Linked DNA regions of Homo sapiens: regions 2 and 3 are each linked to region 1. Evidence: chromatin loops called from intact Hi-C (ENCODE). Cell type or tissue: endothelial cell of umbilical vein. All regions are shown on one strand. Links, peaks and the distances in the headings refer to the core of each region. The heading gives the core; the rest is flanking DNA. Region 1 has its middle 7.6 kb from the start of APCS. Region 2 has its middle 30 kb from the start of OR10J1. Region 3 has its middle 46 kb from the start of ACKR1.

Region 1 (8,360 bases), core at 1,197-6,196:
GAACAGAATCCAAAATGACTGCATGTAAGCTCTTTCTTCTATGTTGTCTGTATTTCAGCCAAAAGAAGCACTTATACATCTCTTGTCCCTATAAATTCTAGAAGTCTCAGATGGTCTTAATATAGACAACTCTTTCCTATTTACACAGTGGTTGCAGCTTTCTCAAGTCCTTTGAGTCTCCCAATAGCAAGAGGGATATTTCAAGCTTCCGCAGTGATTCCACAGAAGCCCCCACATTAGGCTTGAGGTTGGGTAAAGAAGTAAAAAATAATAATCTTCTCAAGATACAAATAACATAACCTAATACTCCCTCAAAGCAGCAACAACAGCAAAACAGCAGCTCTCTGCAAAGAAGTTCTTTGGAAAAGTTCCTTCCTATCTCCACATTCTGTCTTCTTTGGGCACCTTGTTCTAGCCAAAAGGTAGAAGAGTTGTAGAGATGGTTCTTAATCATTTCCTTCATGAATTCTTTATTTGAGTGAATCTGTGTATATTATTTTTATCATTAATATCTATCATATTGATGGCTCATTCAAAACTGAAGACAGTCCATTTTAACATAATTTATAATAGAGATGGTGATATGGTTTGGCTGTGTCCTGACCCAAATCTCATCTTAAATTGTAGTTCCCATACTCCCCATGTGTCGTGGGAGGGACCCAGTGGGAGGTGATTGAATCATGGGGGCGGTTACCCTCGTGCTGTTCTCATGATAGTGAGTGAGTTCTCACAAGACCTGATGGCTTTATATGGGACTTTTCCCCCCTTGCTCCACGATCCTCCTTCCTGCCACCATGTGAAGAAGGACATGTTTGCTTCCATTTCTCCATAGTTGTAAGTTTCCTGAAGGCTCCCCAGCACTGTGGAACTGTGAGTCAATTAAATCTCTTTCTTTTATACATTACCCTGTCTTGGGCAGGTCTTTATAGCAGCATGAAAACAGACTAATAAAGATGGAATTTCTGGTAACGTCATCTCGGCATTTTTCTCAGATACAGTTGTTGTCACAACAAAGAAATCAGCAAAAGTCACAGAGGAAACTACTTGAATAATTCAGAATCTATAAAGAAAATGGAAGGATTTGGAGGTGCAATAACCCAGGAACATAGTTGTGTAGTGATTTAATAATTACAGAGATAATCACGCCCTTTCCCATACTTGCCACTAAGGCTGTTAGATACTAGGGGACAAGTAGTACACAAGATGTACAATAAGTTGCTAAAACCAGGAGTCATCTCTAATAAGAAAAGCAATTTTTGAGTCTCTATCTTATACAAGTAACGATCTGATTCTTATTTTTGACTACAGAAAAACAGGTAAGAGCATTTAGCCACATAGCTTCAGGACTGGTTTTAACAGAAGTCCATAAATAATTTTCCTGGATGAGAAGGCTTGCAGGTAGTTTTCTGTGAGTTTTGTGTGGGAGACTCTGGGTGGAGCTCTGAGATTAAAGCAATGAGGCCCCTTAGCTTGGGATATGCCTTAGCTAAAACTTGAGTTGAAGTGGAAATTTAAAAAAAATATTTTATCTGCACTGGATAGGATCAATGTATAGTCACATTTGGAATGCAATGTGGAGACTTTTTAGGTATTCATGAGACTTTGCATTGTTTAGAAATAATAGGTGTCCAAGACCATTCAAATGACAGAAGAAAAAATGAAACATGACCTGAATTGTCTTTAATCCTTATCTTGTCAAGACTAAATAGCTGATTATCATATAAACTAAACTCCATTTGTATTCCAGAATTTTCTATCTCCTTTTCATCTGGCTGGCTGTGGCCACTTTTCTGAGTTTAACATGGGAGATACCTCAAGAGACCACCGTCGAGTTCGGGCACTGGTAAAGGCATCTGCATCATGTCACATTCAACCACAGGATCCAGAAGCAAAGCTAATCTAATGTTATTGACATATTTCACTGAAGCCCATAATCTATGAGGGGTTCACACAGCTGTGCCTGGGGTGAGATGTCAAAGACAAATACTTCATCTAGAGCTCCAGCTGTTGCAACAGCTTCTCTCAGTATCCTTATGGGGATCCTATGAGGATTCAGTATGACAATGCATACAAAACACCTACTCAGTCCCTGTTCTGGCACAGTGCAAGTGCTCAGTGATTGTTAGCTGTAATTATGAGGAGGATGATGATCTAAAATGTAATCACCTGCCCTAACTTCTTTTTATATTCTGACAAATCAAAATGAGCACTCATGCTCCATTTTCAGTTCCTACCCCCAAAACTAATTTTTACCTAACAAAACCAATGCATGGCCTCTGCTAGCAGGAGAAATGATGTAAGCTCTTTCTATATACAAAGAGAGACACCATATCTGACTTTTACACGAATGTATTCTCACTGACAGTAACTAACCAAGGACCAAACACTAACAGGGATTCAAAAGAAGAAAAGATGGTGCCATGTGACAACATATCTTCAACTGAGTTGAGCTACTTTTTTCCCTGAAGAAACATAAGTAGCAGGCCATGTGAGACCAAAGCTTGCTCAATATTCCTAGTGTGATCTGCTTGTAATGAGATCCCCCGGCTCATTTCTGGATTCTCATTGTGCAGACCCAAGGGAGACATGGTAAGTCTCTTGACAAATTGATGCAGTGACTAGAGCTAGACAGAAGAACTTCTCCTCTGAGAGTCTCTTCCTAATCACAGAGTTTAAGGGGGCAGCTCTTCTAGAGCCAAAGCAAAAAGGGCCAAACGGACTCTGTGAATGTCACCCTGTGCTTTAGCCAGAGTCCAGTGAAATGTAAGTGACCCAATAATCTAATAAGGCTGAGAATCAAATAAGGCTAAACTTTTAAAGACATCAAGAGTCTGTCAATTATTTTTCCAGACAAACAATAATCAGATTTCCTAGAATTGTAATGATCTTTTGTAAATTAGTCACAATTATTCTAAAACTGAACACAGATTCCACAGACTGCAGAAGGTGGATGGACACTTTTGGGTCTGAGAAGGCTTCCATGCAAAAGAAAAGTTATTATTCTCTTATTTATTCAAATAGCTCTCGTAATCATCAGTTTCTTAAGTCATTGAGTCCTCCTTCCCTGGCTCCTTAGATCTATTTTGTTTAAAAAAGAAAGGAAAGGGAAGGAAAATAAGGGAAAGGAAGGGAGGGGATGGAAACTCTACCAAAAAGGCAGGTCACTATTTTTTTTAAGTGTGCAATTCCTTTACACACAAAATATATTTATAGAAGTTTTGCCTACCTGCATATTTTAATTTTTTTAACACAGATTCTGTTTCCAGCAACAAATTTTGCTTATAAAGACCAAAATATTTGGGGGCATCCATGGCTGTTGTAATAATTTCTTCCCCTTGCAAATGGCATTTCCTTTACACTTTCAAATTCTGTTTTCCCCTCCACTTTATTTTCCTTTTTCCTCTGGTAGGAATATTGACTTCATGACTAACATTTTGATGCATGAGCACATTTCAGTATTTTTACTCTCCCACAGGGTTTTTATCCTTCTGGAATGTATAAATCATTTTGAAAGCTTCTTTCTGTTCTATACTGTGCTTTTGAGATTATCCACTGGCGTGTTCCCTCTACAGAAACACCCTTAGGGTTCAGCCAGAGAAGGTCCAGATTTGGGTGGTAGAAGGGCTGCTGCTACTGTGCTCAGCTGCACTCGCTTCTGGCTGGGTGGAGACTCATAAAAAGCAACCAGTAGAAAAAAAAGAGAGAGAGAGAGAGAGACAGAGAGAGAGAGAGAGGTAGCCATCTGGTGCTAACATAGCCCTTAAGTTCACTGAGACACATTCTAACCACTGAGAACTCACCCTGGCAAACCTCCGCAGGTGAGACCAACCCACCCATTCCATACATTTCTTTGGCTCCATGGTACCCTCTGGGACCTCTTCTCCCTTCCCAAGCTAAACGTTGGTGTTCATTGCTCCCTGATTTTGTGTGTGTAAGGCTCTAAGAAGACCGAGGAGAACTAACAATGTGATTTCCTCCTGTGTCCCAGACTTCCTTATCTCTCTCACCAGGGCCTTCCTCACTTCCAGGGACAGTAACAGCTGTGTATTTGACATTTGAGCCATAATTTCTAACAGTAATAATTTTAGATTGCTTCTGCACCTCAGAAAGTGACAGGTTAAAAAATGAGACAACAAGGCAATTGCCCTTAATCTCAAAGGGACTCTAAAACATCGCTGATAGGTAGCGAAATGAAGTGAAACACATAAGAGAACTCCTTTCATGGAGAGTGATGTGGCTGGGAAGAACACTTGGAAAAATCAGGGCGAGCAATGGCACCTGCTCTAGGAGGTATGGATGGCCACTAAGTGCACTAAGTGCACTCTGTGCAGGACAAAGCCCAATCACTGTAGGGCTTGTTTGTTTGTTTGGGCTAAGCCTAGTGTTGGGAGATCCCTTTAGCTGAGCTCCACATGCAGGAGAAATGATAGCTTCCCCTGTGGCAGGGCTTTACCTTTCCCTCACACACCACACACTTTTCCTCCAAATAAATACTAAACAATAAGGAAAGAACATTGGTTTGAAGGGGCTATTCTTGCTCCCACATCTTACACTGACCTTTCATTTTTGCATTTGTTTCCCCACATTTTATGAATATCTTGTATTAAGATATTATTTTGTTGCCCATTCAATCCAATTCAAATGTATACCACAGGTAATAAACTTCTTTTCCTGGGCTTATGTACCTGACCCAGTTTCCCTGCATCTAGTGGGTCCTTAGCCATCTTGTCTATAGCTTCACAATTTATTCCAAGAAAGTAAATTTATATTTACATGAAACATATTTACAACAAATTGGTGGCTGATTTGGGGTGAAAGCAGCACTTTTCAGCTCCTAAATTAAAGATACCAGAAGATTTTTCCTCCTCCTGATTTAATTCAGTTTTGTACTTTCCTCCCTTCCCTACTCCAAATATGTTTATAGTTTTCCTGGCTCAACATAGCCTTAACCATATTTTGTCACTCATTGCAATAGGCTCATCAGGAAAGGGAAAAGGCACATGAGATCTGTTTTTCTCGTCTAACATATTAACAAAATTCTTCTTTATTTACTCCACATAATCAGGCTTTCCAGCCCAAGACTCTGCTAGATTTGTGGCAATAAGGTCATTGGTAGCCTCCTTCTTAATCAATTGAATATATGTTTTCAGTTGTCATCCTCCTTGACTTCTCCAAGTTATTTATGAGTTATAATTTTATGCTTAAAATATTTTAAAATGAGCCATTATCATCACTGTGAAAATGATAAAAGTTAAAGTTCCCTATAGCACCCCCAGCACAATATAACTGTTAATTCATGATAATATCAAGTTCATATTCTTTCAGACTTTTTTCCCCCACATATGCAAATATTTATGAACATCCACAAACACACACACACACACACACACACACACACACACACATGCAAATATTCCTAACCATATGGCAGCATATCATAGTATTGTTCTCTAAATAGCTCGTTTTGTGGTTGTTATTTAATGTATTCCACACATCTGTTCATGGTAGGACACCATAACAGCACAGTCCAGCATAACTTTTACCAACAAAAGAAAATGTTTGATAGCTGAGCTATCCAATATGGTGGCCACTAGTCACATGTAGCTTTTTATCACTTGAAATGTGGCTAGTATGACCGACTAAGTGAATTTTTAATTCTCTTTTATTTTAGTTAATTTAAATTTACACAGCCATAGCTCCATCCTATCCTTTCTAAAAAGCTGCTTGGAGTTCCACTGTCACTCTCTTTAATCTTTGCCTATCCAACTGGTATCTCAGTGGTCTCTTAAGGCAAATTCCTTTAATTTTAGTGACACACTCATTTCTACTCGAAACATTTGCCTCATTTTCCATGATGGACTATTTTCTAAAACACCCACAATATTTCCTAGATTCCTAGTGGCAGTTCCCTAAGTGTGCCAAAATCCCCCAGCCTGTTAGTGTTACTTGTTATTTAAGCAAAATGATTCAAATCATCATTTGATACATGATGGAAATCCCAGGCTCACTCACCAAATTTCTAGCAAATATTGTGTGTGCTTGTAAGGGGGATGGGAGGGCAGGAGAAGGCCTTGTATTTCTTCTAGTCATTACAAGCTAGTGGTTTTTCTTCCTCAGTCTGGAACTTACTCCTTGCACATACCTTTTTCTGCACTGTGCCATCATCCACTTCTCTTTACTTCCTAACTACCACCAACTGAAAATTATACATATAAAAGCTTTAAACAAAGTCTCTTGAGGCTCTCAAGGGAGTTTACATTACAGTATAGTTCAGCAAACAATTTTAAATCAAATAGTACACCTCTTTATTCTTAGAATTCCCTCTGCCAAAAAAGAAATCAGCTACTTTTTTTTAAATTCAAGGTCCAACTTTCTGTTGTGTTGCTGATTCTCTTCTCTCTTTTTCCAACGACTTCCACTTCTCTCTCTAGTTTACATGTCTCCAAACCTTAAGCCTCTGTTAATACTTTCACAATAAGTCAATTTTGCCAACGGTTTGCCTCCCCTAGACCATCTAGGCTGGGCCCAGAACACCTCATCTTCACTCCCACTGAAGTGTTCCTGAAGGTCAGCTCTCACTGACCTTGATTCTGCTCCCCTACACTGTCACCAGAAGCTATCCACCTATGGTTCTAATTCAGTAAGTCCAACTCTCTCACCCCCTTTTTTTGTCTCAGCTGTGTGGGCTTTCCCAGGATGGCATGCAATGGGACCCCTGTGCCATGCATATTGTAAAGGAAAATGCCTCCCTCCATGCGCTACAAAACAGCACATTTATGATGGCACTTTGAAAAGATATGGGTTGTGGTGTCACATATTGACAATTCCTTGGCCAGAGGCTTAACAGTGCCAGCAGTGCCAGAAGATTAAGAAGACAGCAAAAACAGAAAAGGGAGAAGATGGTGAAGTAGTTATATAACATGAGCGAGAATGCTCCTGATTACAAAGCAGAGAAATTGACTTTTTTTCTTAGTGTTTTCTATAGTCATTGCTCTATCCCTGTTCTAGAATTCAAGTCATGATAAGAATTTCTTCACGTTGACTTCCTGCATTGCTTTCAGACATTGCAATTAAAGAATGCGAAGAAAGAACCTCACAGAGGTAACAGAGTTTGTTTTCCTGGGATTCTCCAGATTCCACAAACATCACATCACTCTCTTTGTGGTTTTTCTCATCCTGTACACATTAACTGTGGCTGGCAATGCCATCATCATGACCATCATCTGCATTGACCGTCACCTCCACACTCCCATGTACTTCTTCCTGAGCATGCTGGCTAGCTCAAAGACAGTGTACACACTGTTCATCATTCCACAGATGCTCTCCAGCTTCGTAACCCAGACCCAGCCAATCTCCCTAGCAGGTTGTACCACCCAAACGTTCTTCTTTGTTACCTTGGCCATCAACAATTGCTTCTTGCTCACAGTGATGGGCTATGACCACTATATGGCCATCTGCAATCCCTTGAGATACAGGGTCATTACGAGCAAGAAGGTGTGTGTCCAGCTGGTGTGTGGAGCCTTTAGCATTGGCCTGGCCATGGCAGCTGTCCAGGTAACATCCATATTTACCTTACCTTTTTGTCACACGGTGGTTGGTCATTTCTTCTGTGACATCCTCCCTGTCATGAAACTCTCCTGTATTAATACCACTATCAATGAGATAATCAATTTTGTTGTCAGGTTATTTGTCATCCTGGTCCCCATGGGTCTGGTCTTCATCTCCTATGTCCTCATCATCTCCACTGTCCTCAAGATTGCCTCAGCTGAGGGTTGGAAGAAGACCTTTGCCACCTGTGCCTTCCACCTCACTGTGGTCATTGTCCATTATGGCTGTGCTTCCATTGCCTACCTCATGCCCAAGTCAGAAAACTCTATAGAACAAGACCTCCTTCTCTCAGTGACCTAAACCATCATCACTCCCCTGCTGAACCCTGTTGTTTACAGCCTAAAGAACAAGGAGGTCAAGGATGCCCTATGCAGGGCCATGGGCAGAAACATTTCTTAATGCATTATTCCTCTATATAAATATACATTTAGTCATAGAAATGTGTGTCCTTACTTACATTAAACAACCTTACGACTCTGTCCCATGCAGTCTATGCTGCAATGGGATGTGCATGTCTTGCTTTGGTATATTTACTACAAAATCTTAGTCTCTGTTTCCATATATTTCAAAGTTTTGTCCAGGCATTTTCAACTAGGGATGTGAGAGGTCAAGGAGAATGGGCATGATTTTTAGGAAAGAGCATCCAAATTTCTAGGATGAAGAAAGGGACTTTTAAAAGTATATTAAATATGATTATATTGTGTTTAAAAAATAAAAAGCAATGTGTCTCATTTTTGTAATGCAATCTACAG
Region 2 (8,360 bases), core at 1,129-6,128, 190 kb before region 1:
AAAGTTTGTGAACAAATAAAGACATGAGGAAAAAAGGTGGATCTAAGGGGGAAATTGTATAAGGAACAACTAAATTAACACTTTCCATTTTCACCTCTGAAGGTTCCCTAGCCTCAAAATAGAATAACACATCTGAAGCTTTTTACAAGGCATCCAACATGAATCTTCCATTTTTGTGTTATTCGGCAGGACCTGTGATGACATTCCAGGAGCAGGCCCCATAGGAGGCTCCCTGGACTGTGGAGAATCACAATATTCCTGACTGCCAAAACTTTGGAGAAGTAAGCACATGAAGGGAGGCCATCACAATCTTGATACACTGGGGGTTGAAGAGTTTCCTCTTCATGGCTCTGCACAGAGCATCTTTGAGCTCCTTGTTCCTCAAGATCTACATGACAGAGTTCAGCAGGGGAGTGATAATGGTGTAGGTCACTGAGATGAGTCTGTTCTGCCCCAGGAAACTCTGGGACTTAAGCTTCAGGTAGATGATGGAAATATAGCCATAGTGGCTGATGACCACTATGAGATGGGAGGTGCAGGTGGCACAGGCCTTCTTCCTACCCTCAGTTGAAGCAATCTTAAGGATGGTGTAGATGATGAGGTCATAGGAGATAAAGATCAGGGCAATATGTAGGACAAGGACACAGACACTGACAACAAAGTTGATTATCTCATTGACAGTGGTGTCTGTGCAGGCCAGCTTCAGCAGGGGTCTCACATCACAGAAGAAGTGGGAGATGACAAAGTCATCACAAAAGGGCAGGCCAAACATAGATGTTACTTGGACAATAGCCATGCCCAGGCCAATCCTCAGTGACCCAGATCCCAGCCAGACACAAGCCCTCTTACCTATGAATACCGTAAGGGGTTGCAGAAGACCACATAGCAATCATATCCCATGGCTATGAGAAGAAAGCAGTTGTTGATGCCAAAAGTCACATAGAAGAGCTGAGTGACACAGCCTTGCATGACAATAAGCTAGTGAGGATTCAAGAGGCGAGAAAGCATATGGGGAGTAATGGCCACCATGTAGCAGGTCTCAGAGATAGACAGCAATGCTCAGGAAGAAGTACATGGGGGTGTGGAGGTGAATGTCCAGGCGAGTAATGGTCACAATAATCACATTGCCAGAGACAGTCAGCAGGTACAAAGTTAGAAAGACAACAAAGAAGACAAATCTGTGCTGTCACCTGAAGCTGGAGAAACCTTCAAAGAAGAGCTCAGTCACAGCAGTGGACTTTGACCTTGGCACTGAAGAATGTCTAAATCTGAAGGAAATGGACAACGGAAAGACAGAGGTGAGGCTCCAACTATGTAACAGATTACACAGTTGTCTGAGCAGCATCAGTTTTTTGGATTCCTTAGATAATGTTCCAGGCACAGGGGTTATCTTTGTTCCTCTACTGATCAAGAGCTCAGCACTCTTGGGAATAAACTAAGAGACATCTAATGACCTACTGGATTAAGGGCAGAGATCAAAGGGAAGGAAATTTCAACATAATGTGAACAACAAAATTAAGAAAACAGCTACCCTACTTGACCATTAAAGAGGTGGGTCCAGGTCAGAGAGGAAGAAAATGTTGAATGGGCCAGGCACTTCAGCTTCCTCTATGCTTACCCTTAATCTGAGCCTTTGATGACACAATGAGGAGGCAGAGATAGTGAATGTTGATAAATATCTGGGTTTAATCCATTCATTTCCATCAGTATGAATTGCCAGCAAAGACTGCCCTGGGAGGATCCCAGATCAAGCATTCTTCCCAAATATTTGGAGTCCTGGGCATTACTTTCCTTAGCTCTGCTCCTTTAGATGACTAGTGCAAGGCCAGGCTGTGGGCGAGCCACCCAAACTACAATAGTGGCCATGTTTTCGGAAATAGAGGTCAATGTTTTGGTCTTTTTTTCCAGTTGTTACCATAACAAACATTTCTGCAATAGAAAACTTTGTCAGGATGTCATTTCACACATAAGTGAATAACAGGTAGTGAAAAAATGCAGAGTCAAAAGTTATGAGCATCTTCAACTTTGATAGAGTGCCATGTTTTTCTCTATAAAATTTTTACCAAGTGATCTCTCACAAAGAATGTATCAAAATGCAATTTTCCATTGTTATGGCTCAAAGAAGAAATAGAGTGTAATGGGAAGCAGTATGTACTCTGAAGCCACACTGCCCAGAATTTAATTTTGGTTCCACCAGGTCATAACTATGTAACTGTGGGCAAGTTATTTAACTTGTCTGTGTCTCAATTGCTTTATCTCTAAAATGAGCTTAATGATAGCAACTTCTTTACAGAGTCATTGTGAGGATTAAATCCATTAATATCTCAAAGTGCTTAGAAAAGTCTCTGGCACCTAGTGAATGCTATATGGTACTCTAAGTGTACATAAAATCTGAAACATTCCATCAGCAGAGATATTAAAGGAGATGTGTTTAACCAGGAAGAATTCCAATGATGATTTTAGAAAGAATTGGAAGCTAAAGACAAAGGACAGTAATTACAGAAACTGTGCATGAATACAATCAATTTTATAACTTATTCAATGTGGTTATGTAGTTAATTCTTATATTTCTCTATGAAATCAGTGATAAAATTCACAACTGATCTTAAAGGGAGAAGAATCCCAAAGAAGAGCATTACTTAATTTATTTATTCATCAAATATTTCTTATTCCCATACTATGTGTCAAGGTCTATGAATTCAATAGCTAGTACATTTTAGTTTCTTGTTAATTATTTACTGAGTGAATAAAGCATGGGAAAGAGTCCCTGATGTTAAATAACTCACAACATCAATAGAAAAGAAAGGTAAATGGGAGTAACAATGTAGAGAGTAAGGGGTGCTATGATAGAGCTTAGTGTAGGATGATATGGAAACATGAAGAAGGGTTCCTAACTCAGTCTTAGGGTCAAAGAATACTATAAAGGAGGTATTGTCCAAGATAGTAAAGGAAAAGTGAATAAGGCTTATGTTGCAGGCAGCATCAAGTATGAGGGCCCAGCATTTCTAAGATCCAGATGAAGCAGCATGAGAATCTCTGTAGCTCAGTGGTTACATATGGAGGACCCAGAAACAGAATAGCAAAGACTTGGAACCAACCCAAATGTCCAACAATGATAGACTGGATTAAGAAAATGTGGCACATATACACCATGGAATACTATGCAACCATAAAAAATGATGAGTTCATGTCCTTTGTAGGGACATGGATGCAATGGGAAATCATCATTCTCAGTAAACTATCGCAAGAACAAAAAACCAAACACCGCATATTCTCACTCATAGGTGGGAATTGAACAATGAGAACACATGGACACAGGAAGGGGAACATCACACTCTGGGGACTGTTGGGGGATGGGGGGAGGGGGGAGGGATAGCATTGGGAGATATACCTAATGCTAGATGACGAGTTGGTGGGTGCAGCGCACCAGCATGGCACATGTATACATATGTAACTAACCTGCACATTGTGCACCTGTACCCTAAAACTTAAAGTATAATAATAAAAAAAAAAGAAGGCCTGGTGATAAATTCTCATTCCACCTGGGCAAAGTCTGAACCTGTCTGTAACACAAGTTCCTCATCTATAAAATGGGTAATGTTAGTACTTAACTCATAAGAATATTGTGAGGCTCAAATGAGTCAATACATAAATCATTGAGCAAGGTGACTGACAAATAGTAACATCCCGAAAAATTTTGGCCATAATTATTATTATCATGATTAGAGAAGATTATTATGTCATGTTTAGGGAATAAAAGAGTGGTTCTGAATGGATCTAGGACTTTGTGCTTCATAGCAACATTAAAGAGGCTGAGTCCTTGGGAACTGCTATAAGGAAGAAAGAGAAACCAAGCTATGACCCTGGGATTGAAAAGCACCATGGTGTGTGGGATTTTCCAAAACACAAATGATGAATTTGATATGTCCGTCATGTACTTCCTAGTATTGTGTGAGCTGAATGAGCCTATATTGCTCTGTGCACTCCATTCGTAACTGTATTTAAATGAATCACATCCCTTCTCTGCTTCTTTTACTGTAGACTTCAGAGTCTCTTCTTATCAGATAACTTGCACACTGGAGATCTTGAGACTCTCACCAGGGCATTTCCGCAGCTATTCTCTGAATCTTCTGCAGTAGTGTGAATGAGAAATTTACCTGCGCTGCATGAAGCTGACCAAGGATTTGCATAAGGATTCTTTTCTTTTGACTGCTCACCGATTAAACCCATCTCCGCTTTGTTTTTAACTTTTTAGGCCTGTATACTTAGGAATAGCCTATTGTGGCATCAAATTCCACTTTCTTTTTAATTAGTAAGTCAGAACATTGTGCTTTAAGCATACTCCGTACTCTCTTTTTCTAATACATTATTTTGCAATTTCTCACTGAGACTTACCTGCCTCTTCCAACCAGCTGCAAAGAGATTTTGGTCATTCATTTCCATTGATTTTATATCTTCACAAACTTTGAGGAGTCTACCTATACATTTCCATCAAGATAATTAACCACTTAACTTTACATGTATTATCTATCTCTAATCTATCCATAATGATAAAGTCTCTCCATTATTTTAATGGCTCAAATGTTGAAGACAGCTTTTCCAATTTTTTAAAAATTATATTGAATAGGAGTGGTGAGAGAGGGCATCCCTGTCTTGTGCCAGTTTTCAAAGGGAACGCTTCCAGTTTTTGCCCATTCAGTATGATATTGGCTGTGGGTTTGCTATAGATAGCTGTTATTACTTTGAGATACGTCCCATCAATACCTAATTTATTGAGAGTTTTTAGCATGAAGGGTTGTTGAATTTTGTCAAAGGCCTTTTCTGCATCTATTGAGATAATCATGTGGTTTTTGTCTTTGGTTCTGTTTATATGCTGGATTACATTTATTGATTTGTGTATATTGAACCAGCCTTGCATCCCAGGGATAAAGCCCACTTGATCATGGTGGATAAGCTTTTTGATGTGTTGCTGGATTCATTTTGCCGGTATTTTATTGAGGATTTTTGCATCAATGTTCATCAAGGATATTGGTCTAAAATTCTCTTTTTTGGTTGTGTCTCTGCCCGGCTTTGGTATCAGGATGATGCTGGCCTCATAAAATGAGTTAGGGAGGACTCCCTCTTTTTCTGTTGATTGGAATATTTTCAGAAGGAATGGTACCAGTTCCTCCTTGTACCTCTGGTAGAATTTGGCTGTGAATCCATCTGGTCCTGGACTCTTTTTGGTTGGTAAGCTATTGATTATTGCCACAATTTCAGAGCCTGTAATTGGTCTATTCAGAGATTCAACTTCTTCCTGGTTTAGTCTTGGGAGGGTGTATGCGTCAAGGAATTTATCCATTTCTTCTAGATTTTCCAGTTTATTTTCGTAGAGGTGTTTGTAGTATTCTCTGATGGTAGTTTGTATTTCTGTGGGATTGGTGGTGATATCCCCTTGATCTTTTTTTATTGCATCTATTTGATTCTCCTCTCTTTTTTTCTTTATTAGTCTTGCTAGCAGTCTATCAATTTTGTTGATCCTTTCAAAAAACCAGCTCCTGGATTCATTAATTTTTTGAAGGGTTTTTTGTGTCTCTATTTCCTTCAGTTCTGCTCTGATTTTAGTTATTTCTTGTCTTCTGCTAGCTTTTGAATGTGTTTGCTCTTGCTTTTCTAGTTCTTTTAATTGTGATGTTAGGGTGTCAATTTTGGATCTTTCCTGCTTTCTCTTGTGGGCATTTAGTGCTATAAATTTCCCTCTACACACTGCTTTGAATGTGTCCCAGAGATTCTGGTATGTTGTGTCTTTGTTGTCATTGGTTTCAAAGAACATCTTTATTTCTGCCTTCATTTCGTTATGTACCCAGTAGTCATTCAGGAGCAGGTTCTTCAGTTCCCATGTAGTTGAGCGGTTTTGAGTGAGTTTCTTAATCCTGAGTTCTAGTTTGATTGCACTGTGGTCTGAGAGACAGTTTGTTATAATTTCTGTTCTTCTACATTTGCTGAGGAGAGCTTTACTTCCAACTATGTGGTCAATTTTGGAATAGGTGTGGTGTGGTGCTGAAAAAATGCATATTCTGTTGATTTGGGGTGGAGAGTTCTGTAGATGTCTATTAGGTTCACTTGGTGCAGAGCTGAGCTCAATTCCTGGGTATCCTTGTTAACTTTCTGTCTCGTTGATCTGTCTAATGTTGACAGTGGAGTGTTAAAGTCTCCCATTTTTATTGTGTGGGAGTCTAAGTCTCTTTGTAGGTCTCCAAGGACTTGCTTTATGAATCTGGGTGCTCCTGTATTGGGTGCATATATATTTAGGATAGTTAGCTCTTCTTGTTGAATTGATCCCTTTACTATTATGCAGTGGCCTTCTTTGTCTCTTTTGATCTTTGTTGGTTTAAAGTCTGTTTTATCAGAGACTAGGATTGCAACCCGTGCCTTTTTTTGTTTTCCATTTGCTTGGTAGATCTTCCTCCATCCTTTTATTTTGAGCCTATATGTGTCTCTGCACATGAGATGGGCTTCCTGAATACAGCACACTGATGAGTCTTGACTCTTTATCCAATTTGCCAGTCTGTGTCTGTTAATTGGAGCATTTAGCCCATTTACATTTAAAGTTAATATTGTTATGTGTGAATCTGATCCTGTCATTGTGATGTTAGCTGGTTATTTTGCTCATTAGTTGATGCAGTTTCTTCCTAGCCTCGATGGTCTTTACATTCAACATAGTGTTGGAAGTTCTGGCCAGGGCAGTTAGGCAGGAGAAGGAAATAAAGGGTATTCAATTAGGAAAAGAGGAAGTCAAATTGTCCCTGTTTGCAGATGACATGATTGTATATCTAGAAAACCCCATTCTCTCAGCCCAAAATCTCCTTAAGCTGATAAGCAACTTCAGCAAATACTCAGGATAGAAAATCAATGTACAAAAATCACAAGCATTCTTATACACCAATAACAGACAAACAGAGAGCTAAATCATGAGTGAACTCCCATTCACAATTGCTTCAAAGAGAATAAAATACTTAGGAAGCCATCTTACAAGGGACGTGAAGGACCTCTTCAAGGAGAACTACAAACCACTGCTCAGTGAAATAAAAGAGGATACAAAGAAATGGAAGAACATTCCATGCTCATGGGTAGGAAGAATCAATATCGTGAAAAAGGCCATACTGCCCAAGGTAATTTACAGATTCAATGCCATCCCCATCAAGCTACCAATGACTTTCTTCACAGAATTGGAAAAAACTACTCTAAAGTTCATATGCAACCAAAAAGAGCCCGCATCGCCAAGTCAATCCTAAGCCAAAAGAACAAAGCTGGAGGCATCACGCTACCTGACTTCAAACTATACTACAAGGCTACAGTAACCAAAACAGCATGGTACTGGTACCAAAACAGAGATATAGATCAACGGAACAGAACAGAGCCCTCAGAAATAATGCCACATATCTACAACTATCTGATCTTTGACAAACCTGAGAAAAACAAGCAATGGGGAAAGGATTCCCTATTTAATAAATGGTGCTGGGAAAACTGGCTAGCCATATGTAGAAAGCTGAAACTGGATCCCTTCCTTACACCTTACACAAAAATTAATTCAAGATGGATTAAAGACTTAAATGTTAGTCCTAAAACCATAAAAACCCTAGAAGAAAACCTAGGCGTTACCATTCAGGACATAGGGATGGGCAAGGACTTCATGTCTAAAACACCAAAAGCAATGGCAACAAAAGACAAAATTGACAAATGGGATCTAATTAAACTAAAGAGCTTCTGCACAGCAAAAGAAACTACCATCAGAGTGAACAGGCAACCTACAACATGGGAGAAAATTTTCACAACCTACTCATCTGACAAAGGGCTAATATCCAGAATCGACAATGAACTCAAACAAATTTACAAGAAAAAAACAAACAACCCCATCAAAAAGTGGGCAAAGGACGTGAACAGACACTTCTCAAAGGAAGACATTTATGCAGCCAGAAAAACACTTGAAAAAATGCTCACCATCACTGGCCATCAGAGAAATGCAAATCAAAACCACAATGAGATACCACCTCACACTTGTTAGAATGGCAATCATTAAAAAGTCAGGAAACAACAGGTGCTGGAGAGGATATGGAGAAATAGGAACACTTTTACACTGTTGGTGGGACTGTAAACTAGTTCAACCATTGTGGTAGTCAGTGTGGCGATTCCTCAGGGATCTAGAACTAGAAATACCATTTGACCCAGCCATCCCATTACTGGGTATATACCCAAAGGACTATAAATCATGCTGCTATAAAGACACATGCACACGTATGTTTATTGTGGCACTATTCACAATAGCAAAGACTTGGAACCAACCCAAATGTCCAACAATGATAGATTGGATTAAGAAAATG
Region 3 (8,360 bases), core at 2,261-7,260, 340 kb before region 1:
TAGCTGGGTAAAATATTCCTGTTTTTGTTTGTTTGTTTGTTTTTGTTTTGTTTTGTTTTCCCTTCAGCACTTTAAATATATCATCTCATTCTTTCCTGGCCTGCAGCGTTTCTACTGAGAAATCTGTGAAGTGTTGTATTGGGACTCCCTTGTATGTGTTTCCTATCTGTTGCTGCTTTTAGAATTTTTTCTTTGTCTTTTATTTTTGATAGTTTGATTATTATGTGTCTTGGTGAACCTTTTTATGGGTTTAATTTGTTAGTTTATTTGGGTGATGCCATGAATTTCTGATTATTTTTAATTCTTGTGCCCTTATGTTGGTGTCTGCACATTTGAAGAGACAACCACCTCTTCCAGATTTTACAAGAATTCTTTGACAGGGATAGACTTTTCCTTATTTAGTCTAACCTGTGATTTTGAATGGACCAGCTGGTAATAATCTTGTGCAGACAGAGCTTGTTTTTGAGTTCTCTAGGTAGCTGCTTGGATTTTGGGTGTGGCTGCTGGTTGGGCTAATCTGTCAGGAGAGACCACTGGCTGAGACATGCAATCAGACAGATCTGCTGGATGTACATTGCAATGATCTCAGATCAGCCTGGGCCACAAGGTGTATTCTCTGGCCAAGTGGTACTGTTGTTTGAGATCTGCAGCTGGATGGGGTTTCAGGCTTGGCTCTGAGGTTAGGCAGAGTAGCTGCTCAAATGGAGCATGCTTGAGTGTGGCAGAACTAGCCACTGCACTTTGCTGAAGTGTTCTGTTTGGTTGTCTCCATCCCTGGACAGGGTCTTGGGCAAGCTTTGAGGCTGTGCTAAATGCTGTATAAACTGGATCCCACTCTTTTCCAAATTGTGCTGGGACAAGCATCTCTCTCCCTGGGTTGAGGGCCTTGTGGTAGGGTCTGAGACTAAGCCTGGAGGCTCGCCATCTAGGGATTCAAGCTAGGTAGGACTTTCCATCACTTCTGGGAGTGACCAGCTCAGCTTTGTGGGTAGGTGATGCTGTTGGCTTGTATCTCTGATCAGGTACCACCACTGGAAGGTACACAGAGCTATCAGCAAGGTTTGTTCAGTGTTCATGCTGTTACCCGCTGTACTCCTTGTGAGGTGAGACCACAGCGGGCTTCCTGGGAAGCGTCTCAGAATTCTAGGGAAGCTGGATGTCCAACTCCAGTTCTCTTTTCCCACTGTTGAAACTGAGCCTTGGGGAATCCTCTCTGTGTGGTACTTTGCTGACTCATGGAATGGGCAGGGGTGATGGGGTGATGCAATCAGTGAGGCCATTTTACTTAACCCCTTTTGTGGTCTTTATTTAGTTCTGTTGTCCACACTGTTTTCTCAAGCTTATTCTCAAGTACTGGAGTTTTCACAAAGGCATCCTTGTCTGTGGATAATTGTTAGTTGAACTTTCTATGGGGGGTAGTGAAGCCTGTGACCTCTTATTCTGCTATCTTGCTGATGTCACCAGCTAAATCTTTATTAATTAATCAATGAATAAAATATATACAGAGTGAGACAAAGGGAAAAAATTAAGCAGAAAGTATGTAGTGAGGGGAGAAGCAAAGAGGGAAGAGTTGAGTTGCCCACATGGAAGACTTATAGAACTGCTATTAGTTTATCGCACCTACTTTGAAATGAGTACGTTTGTTGTTGTATTTTGAAGTAGTAATGAATAATGTGTCAGCCACTCGTGGGGTCCAAATGTTTGGCTGCTTTATCCTCTTCTTCCTTCTCACCTATTCTTAAAATAATAATCTATAAATTGAGGTGATCCAGACATACCTCTGTCCTGAAAACCTGATGAAGCCTCACTATCGTCCAAAAAAAAAAAAAATTGCAAAACTTGGACCACCCTAAGTATTTAATTTAATATTCCCCATTTGTCTAGTATACAGATATGATAGCACAACTAGGGATACGATGGTTGTATAAAATATTTTGCCTCCCATGAAAAGCTTATATTTAAAGAGACAGCCCATCTATCCAAAAACATTAGTCAACTATTACTAGATAGTATTTGGTTAAGTGAAAGTTGAGTGAAAAAAAAAACAACAAAAAATAGAATTTAGACCCAGACTGAAGTGAGCTCAGTGTGAGCTGAAGACTTCAAATAAAGCTTCAAAGAAGAAGTGATGTTAACAGAAACTCTGAAATTATTGTATTATTTGTATTGATTTGATATTTTTCCTTGGATTTTATTCTAAGAAAAAGCTAGCCTGTGCCAAATTGCAGAGTGCCTCACAAAGTCTGAATGTATGTACCTGCCAAATCTCATGTTGAATCATGATCCCCAGTGTTGGAGGTAGGGCCTGGAGGGAGGTGTTTGGATTGTGGGGGTGGATCCCTCATGAATGGCTTAGGCTATCCCCTTGGTGATAAGCGAGCTCTTGCTCTGAGTTCCCATGAGATCTGATCATTTAAAAGTGTGTGACATCTCCTCCCCCAGCTGACTCTCTCTCTTTTCCTCCTGCTTGTGCCATGTGGAGTGCCTGTTCCCACTTTACCTTCTGCCATAATTGTGCTTCCTGAGGCCTCCCCAGAAGCTGAGCAGATGCTAGCACCATGCTTCCTGTAAAGCCTATAGAACCAATTAAACCTCTTTTCTTTATAAATTACCCAGTCTCAGGTATTTCTTTATAGCAATGCAAGAAAAGCCTAATACAGCACCCTTTAAAAAGGTAGTAAAAAATCTGGTCTTCAAAAGTAGATTAGCTGGCTTTCAGTTCCAACATGCAAAAGCTTAGAAGTCATCAGTTCCATTCTATCAACAACAGCAACAACAAAGAAGATAAATAAACAAAATTAGCAGCTTTTCATGAATACCTCAGAAAACTGAGATTGCAGGGCAAATTGCCACCCCTAAATCTGGAAAAACAGGTGAATCCAGAGAACCACATGAAGACAGCTTACTGCTGGGGAAGCCCTGGAGCCATAAACTGGAACACTTAAACAACAATTTTGACAAATTTCAGAAGGCTAATGTGAGAATTATCCTGAGAATGAGAAACTCCTAGGTGCTGCAATCTTAGGGGCACCCACATACTTTTGTGAGTTTTATCTCCAGACACCACACAGTGTTCTTATGGTGAAGAGCGGTCAGAAAAAATTCATGGCTCAGGTAGAAGGAGGGAAAGAATAACTTGTAGAATACAACCTGACTGTTCTTCATAGCAAAGACTTACTCTCCAGGGGTAAAGATTTATCAGAGCCTTATCCCACCTAGGGGAAAATAATTTCTCTCACTCTAGCCCTCTCTAGCATTCCTATTTCACCTGAGTGAGGAGAGAGGACAAGACACCCTTGTGAAGGTCACATTCCAGGAACACAGGCCCACTAAAAGAGTGAGACTTAATAATAAGATTACAGAATGCTCCTCACTCCCACACCTTACTGTCAGATCAAAAGGACTCTGGTATAAGGGTGGGTCACAGTTAAAAGAGCTGCAAGATTTAAACTCTCTCTGAAGAGGAGTACTTAGGGAATCTCAAAGTTAACAGAGTAGAATAAACAAGGATACTAGAGGAATTTAGTCTCTGGCCTCTATCGATATAGCAAACATTAAATATAGCCCAAATCTTAGCCAGATTAACATAAAACTTCACATTAAATTCATGTTTACTTCAGTTTCTATTGCCCAATATATCATGTGCAGCTTTCAACAAATATTGCAAAATGTGCCAGAAGACAAGGAAAAATGCAGTTTGAAGAGACAAAGCAAGAATCAGAAAGAAAGTCAGATATAACATAGATTTTGGAATTATCAGATAACATAATTATCTGATAATTACCTAACATAATTAATATGTTAAGAGTTATAATGACAAAAGTAGACAACTTGCCAAACAGATGGGTAATATAAAAGCAGAGATTAAAACTCTAAGAACAATAATAGGCGATCCTAGAAATCAAAAACATTGTAACAGAGATTAAAAAAATGTCTTTGATGGTCTCATCAGTAGACTGGACATGAGTAAGAAAAGAATCAGTGAACCTAAAGATAGACCAACTTCTCATACTGAAGTACAAAGAGAAAAAAAATGAAGAAAACAAAAAACAAAACAGAACATTCAAGAACTGTGGAACGATTTCAAAAGGTATAACATATGTGTAATTGGGATATTTGAAGGAGAAGAAAGAGACAGAAATATTTGAAGTAATAATAGAGAGAATTTTTCAAAGTTAACGACAAACCTCAAACTACAGATTCAGTAAGCTCAGATAACTACAAGCTGAAGAAATACCAAAAAATATACGAGAGGTGTGCATATCATTCAGATTGCAGAAAACCAAAGACAAAGAAAAAAATCTTAGAAAAAGCCAGGAGGAAAAATCGTATCATCTGACCTATAAAAGAACATGATAAGAATTATAGCAGACTTCTTGTCAGAAACCATGCAAGCAAGAAAAGAGTGAAGACAAATATTTAAAACTTGGAAAGAAAAAAAGCCACCCAACTAGAATAATGCATTCATCAAAAATACACTTCAAAGATGAAAGATCTTTTTCAACAAAATCACAAAGAATTTATTGCCAAGAAATTGGCCCCAAAATAATTTTAAAAGCAGTTCTCTAGGCATAAGGGCAAATTATGTTTCAGGAACCGGGATCTACCTAAAAAGAGGAAGAACAGGAGGGTGGCCAAGATGGCTGACTAGAAGCAGTTAGTGTGCACGGCTTGCCCAGAGAGGAACAGAAGGGGAGAGTAAACACAACGCCTTCAACTGAAACACACAGGTACTTGCACTGGGAGTAATCAAGGAAACAACTTAACCCACGAAGAATGAAGAAAAGCAAGACAGGACAACGACCCACCAGGGAGCAGCACAGAGCCAGGGAAACTTCCCCACTCAGGGAAGTGGTGAATGTGCGACCCCAGGAAACCATGCTTCTCTCACGGATCTTTGCAACCTTCCTTGTGAGCCCATCCCAGCAGGGCCTTCAATCTGACAGACAGAGCTATATGGAGTTTAGGCAGAGCAGCCGCTGAGGCATGTGTGGAGACCCTGGTGCCTTAAATAGTCCGGCTTTCCGGCAAAAGTAGCTGCAGCTCCAGCAAAGTGAAAGATTAGACCCCCATACATACCCCTAGGAAAGAGGCTGAATCCAGAGGCTGAGCAGTGACAGCCTGCAGGCCCCACTTCCACAGCACCTCCCAAGATAAGACCCACTGGCTTGGAATTCCAGCCAGCCACTGGTAGCCGCATTGCACCTCTCTAAGAAGGAGCTGAGTTGTAGGGGAGGCTGCCATCTTCGCTGTTCCAGGGCCTTAGCCATTCTATCCTTCAGACTTTGAAGAGTCCAAGCCGACTGGGGGCAGAAGGGATCCCCAAGCACAGCACAACACAGCTGCTCTAACAAAACGTGGCCAGACTGCTGCTTTAAGTGCGTCTCCAATCCCATGCCTCTTCACTGGACAGGATCTCCCAACTGGGGTCTCCAGCCACTCCCACTCATGTTCGCCCCTCAACAGAGATTTTATTTTTTTATTTAATTTATTAATTTATTTATTTTTGAGACGGAGTCTTGCTCTATCGCCCAGGCTGGAGAGCAATGGCGTGATCTCGGCTCACTGCAACCTCCCCCTCCCGGGTTCAAGCCATTTACCTGCCTCAGCCTCCCAGGTAGCTGGGACTACAGGTATGTACCACCATGCCTGGCCAATTTTTTTTTGTATTTTTAGCGGAGATGGGGTTTCACCATGCTTGCCAGACTGGTCTCGAACTCCCGACTTCAAGTGATCTGCCTGCCTCGGACTCCCACAGTGCTGGGATTACAGACGTGAGCCACCGCACTCTGCCTCAACAGATATTTTATTCCCCCTGGGGTGGCGCTCCCAGAGGGAGGGACAGGCTGCCATCTTTGCTGTTTGGGCAACTTAGCCAATTCAGCCTTCAGGCTTTGGAGGTCTGAGCTGACCGGGGCAGAAGGGATCCTCCAGCATAGCGCAGCTGCTCTACCGAAACATGGCCAGACTGCTTTTTTAAGTGGGTCCCTAATCCCATTCCTCCTCACTGGGCAGGACCTCCCAACCAGGGCCTCCAGCCACCCCCACTGGTGTTGTCTGGCAGACAGAGATTTGTAATCTCCCTGGGACAGAGCTCCCAGAGGGACGGGTAGGCCACCATCTTTGCTGTTTGGACAACTTAGCCATTCCAGACTTCAGACTTTGGAGTTTTTAAGGTGACCAGGGGTTGAAGCAGATCCCCAGCACTGCACAGCTGCTCTACCAAAACATGGCCAGACAGTATTTTTAAGTGGGCCCCCAATCCAGTTCCTCCTCAGTGGGCAGGACCTCCCAACTGGGGTCTCCAGCCACCTCCTACAGGTGCCTTTGGGCCTGCAACCTCCCTGGGACAAAGCTCCCAGAGGGAGGGACAGGCTGCCATCTTTGCTGTTTTGTAGCCTTCACTGGTGATACTTCCAGGTAGTGGAAAATCCAAGTTGACTAGGGACTGGAATGGGCCCCAAGCATACCATGGCACCCCTGCAGAAAAGTGGCCAGACTGTTATGTGGATGCCCATTCCCATATGTCCTCACCAGGCAGGTCCACCACGCCCAGGCCTCCAGCCACCCCCCGCCAGAGCTATCGAGCCAATAACAACTTGGCAATGCTCTGGACAGAACCTCCAGGAGCAACTGAAAGCCTCTGCTACTACGTCTGCAATGGAACTGCCCTTGCCATCCTTAGACAAAGGAGCAAAGACCCTAAGTGCCTTATCCATATCTCCAACAAGCTGTGGTCAACCCAAGGAGAGAAGGCCAGTCCATCTCCCATAGGTTCCCCACACCCCTGACTGGTTGTTGTAAGTCAGGGAACCCCTGGCACACATTTCCCTCTATAACCCTCCACCTTGGGCTGATTGCACTGAGCTGTTGCTGACCTGCATCTCTCTGGGGTGGAGCCCCCAGGAGACAAGCAAATGACACTTTACAGATAGCAATGAAGAGCATTGAGATTCAGGAGATGGCAAAACCCAGTCTAAGGAAAATAAGAATCACAATAAAGCAATACAGGAGCTGAAGGATGAATAGCTGGTGTTAAAAAGAACATAACAGGTCTGACAGAGCTCCATAACACAATACAATGATTTCACAATGCAAACACACGTATTAACAGCAGAATAAACCAAGTAGAGGAAAGAACATCACTACTTGAAGACTAGTTCTCTGAAATAGACAGACAGTTCTTAAAAGTACAGTTCTTATAAGTAAGAACATGTAGCAGTTGGCTTTCTGTTAAGAAACCAAAATTTGGTTAAGAATCAAATACTGCATGTTCTTACTTATAAGTGATAGCTAAATGATGAGGACACATGAACACATAGAGGGGAACAAGGCACACTGGGGCCTACTGGAAGGCAGAGTGTGGGAGAAGGGAAAGGATGAGGAAAATCAGGAAAAATAAATAATGGGTACTAGGCTTAATACCTGGATGATGAAATAATCTGTCCAACAAAGCCCCATGACATACATTTAACTGTGTAACAAACCTGCACATCCTGCATATGTACCACTGAACTTAAAATAAAAGTTAAAAAAAAAAGAATAAAAAATAATGAACAAAAGCTCTGAGAAGTATGGGAGTATGTAAAGAGGACCATACTATGAATCATTGGCATCCCTGAAAGGGACGGGGAGAAAGCGAACAACTTGGAAAACATATTTCAGGATATCATTCATGAAGACTTCCCCAACCTTGCTAGAGAGGCCAACAGTCAAATTCAGGAAATACAGAGGACTTCTCCAAGATTCTACACAAGAAGATCATCCCCAAGACACGTAATGATCAGAAATAAAAGAATGTTAAAGGCAGCTAGAGAGAAAGGGCAGGTCACCTACAAAGGGAGCCCCATCAGGCTAACAGCAGACCTCTCACCTGAAACAAGCCAGAAGAGATTGGGAACTTTATATTCAATATTCTTATAGAAAAAAATATCTTTAACCAAGAATTTCATATTAAGCTTCCTAAGTGAAGGAGAAATAAGATGTTTTTCAGGTAAGCAAAATTGAGGGAATTCATTCTCACCAGATCTGCTTTACAAGAGATCTTGAAAGGAGCACAAAATATAGAAAGAAAAAACCACTACCAGCTAATACAAAATACACTTAAACACACAGTCTGGTGTTAACATAAAGCAACCACACAAACAAGCCAAAATAATAATCAGCTAACAGCACAATGACAGGATCAAATCCACACATATTAATACTAACCTTGAATGTAAACAGGCTAAATGTTCCACTTAAAAGGCAGAGTGAGGCTGGGTGTGGTAGCTCATGCCTGTAATTCCAGCATTTGGGAGGTTGAGGAAGGTGGATCACTTGAGGCCAGAAATTCAAGACCAGCCTTGCCAACATGGTGA

What was found. Hi-C counts contacts between places; a loop is a spot of excess contacts. Peaks named below come from ENCODE experiments on the same cell type or tissue, not always from the same donor. Only the 100,000 strongest peaks of a DNase experiment are listed, where the experiment ranks them.
Region 2: a loop joins it to region 1, with 3 times the contacts of the local background. A loop is called at or near these places in 1 of 110 quality-filtered maps.
Region 3: it touches region 1 in a loop (8-fold over the local background); 1 of 110 quality-filtered maps calls a loop at or near these places.

The regions. Positions count from the first base shown.
Region 1 is chr1:159,591,221-159,599,580 of GRCh38, forward strand. It overlaps the pseudogene OR10J6P. Among named protein-coding and RNA genes, the nearest start is that of APCS, 7.6 kb to the left of the region's middle. RefSeq lists an enhancer at 6,441-7,640. In endothelial cell of umbilical vein, for the core only: no CTCF peak of the experiment used is centred there; a DNase peak (open chromatin) is centred at 3,871; H3K27ac peaks cover 1,671 bases.
Region 2 is chr1:159,405,116-159,413,475 of GRCh38, forward strand. It overlaps a transcript of OR10J1 not described here and the pseudogene OR10J9P. Among named protein-coding and RNA genes, the nearest start is that of OR10J1, 30 kb to the right of the region's middle. In endothelial cell of umbilical vein, for the core only: no CTCF peak of the experiment used is centred there; a DNase peak (open chromatin) is centred at 3,926; H3K27ac peaks cover 1,108 bases.
Region 3 is chr1:159,246,221-159,254,580 of GRCh38, forward strand. No RefSeq gene overlaps it. Among named protein-coding and RNA genes, the nearest start is that of ACKR1, 46 kb to the left of the region's middle. In endothelial cell of umbilical vein, for the core only: a CTCF peak has its summit at 4,793 (motif pointing right); no DNase peak of the experiment used is centred there.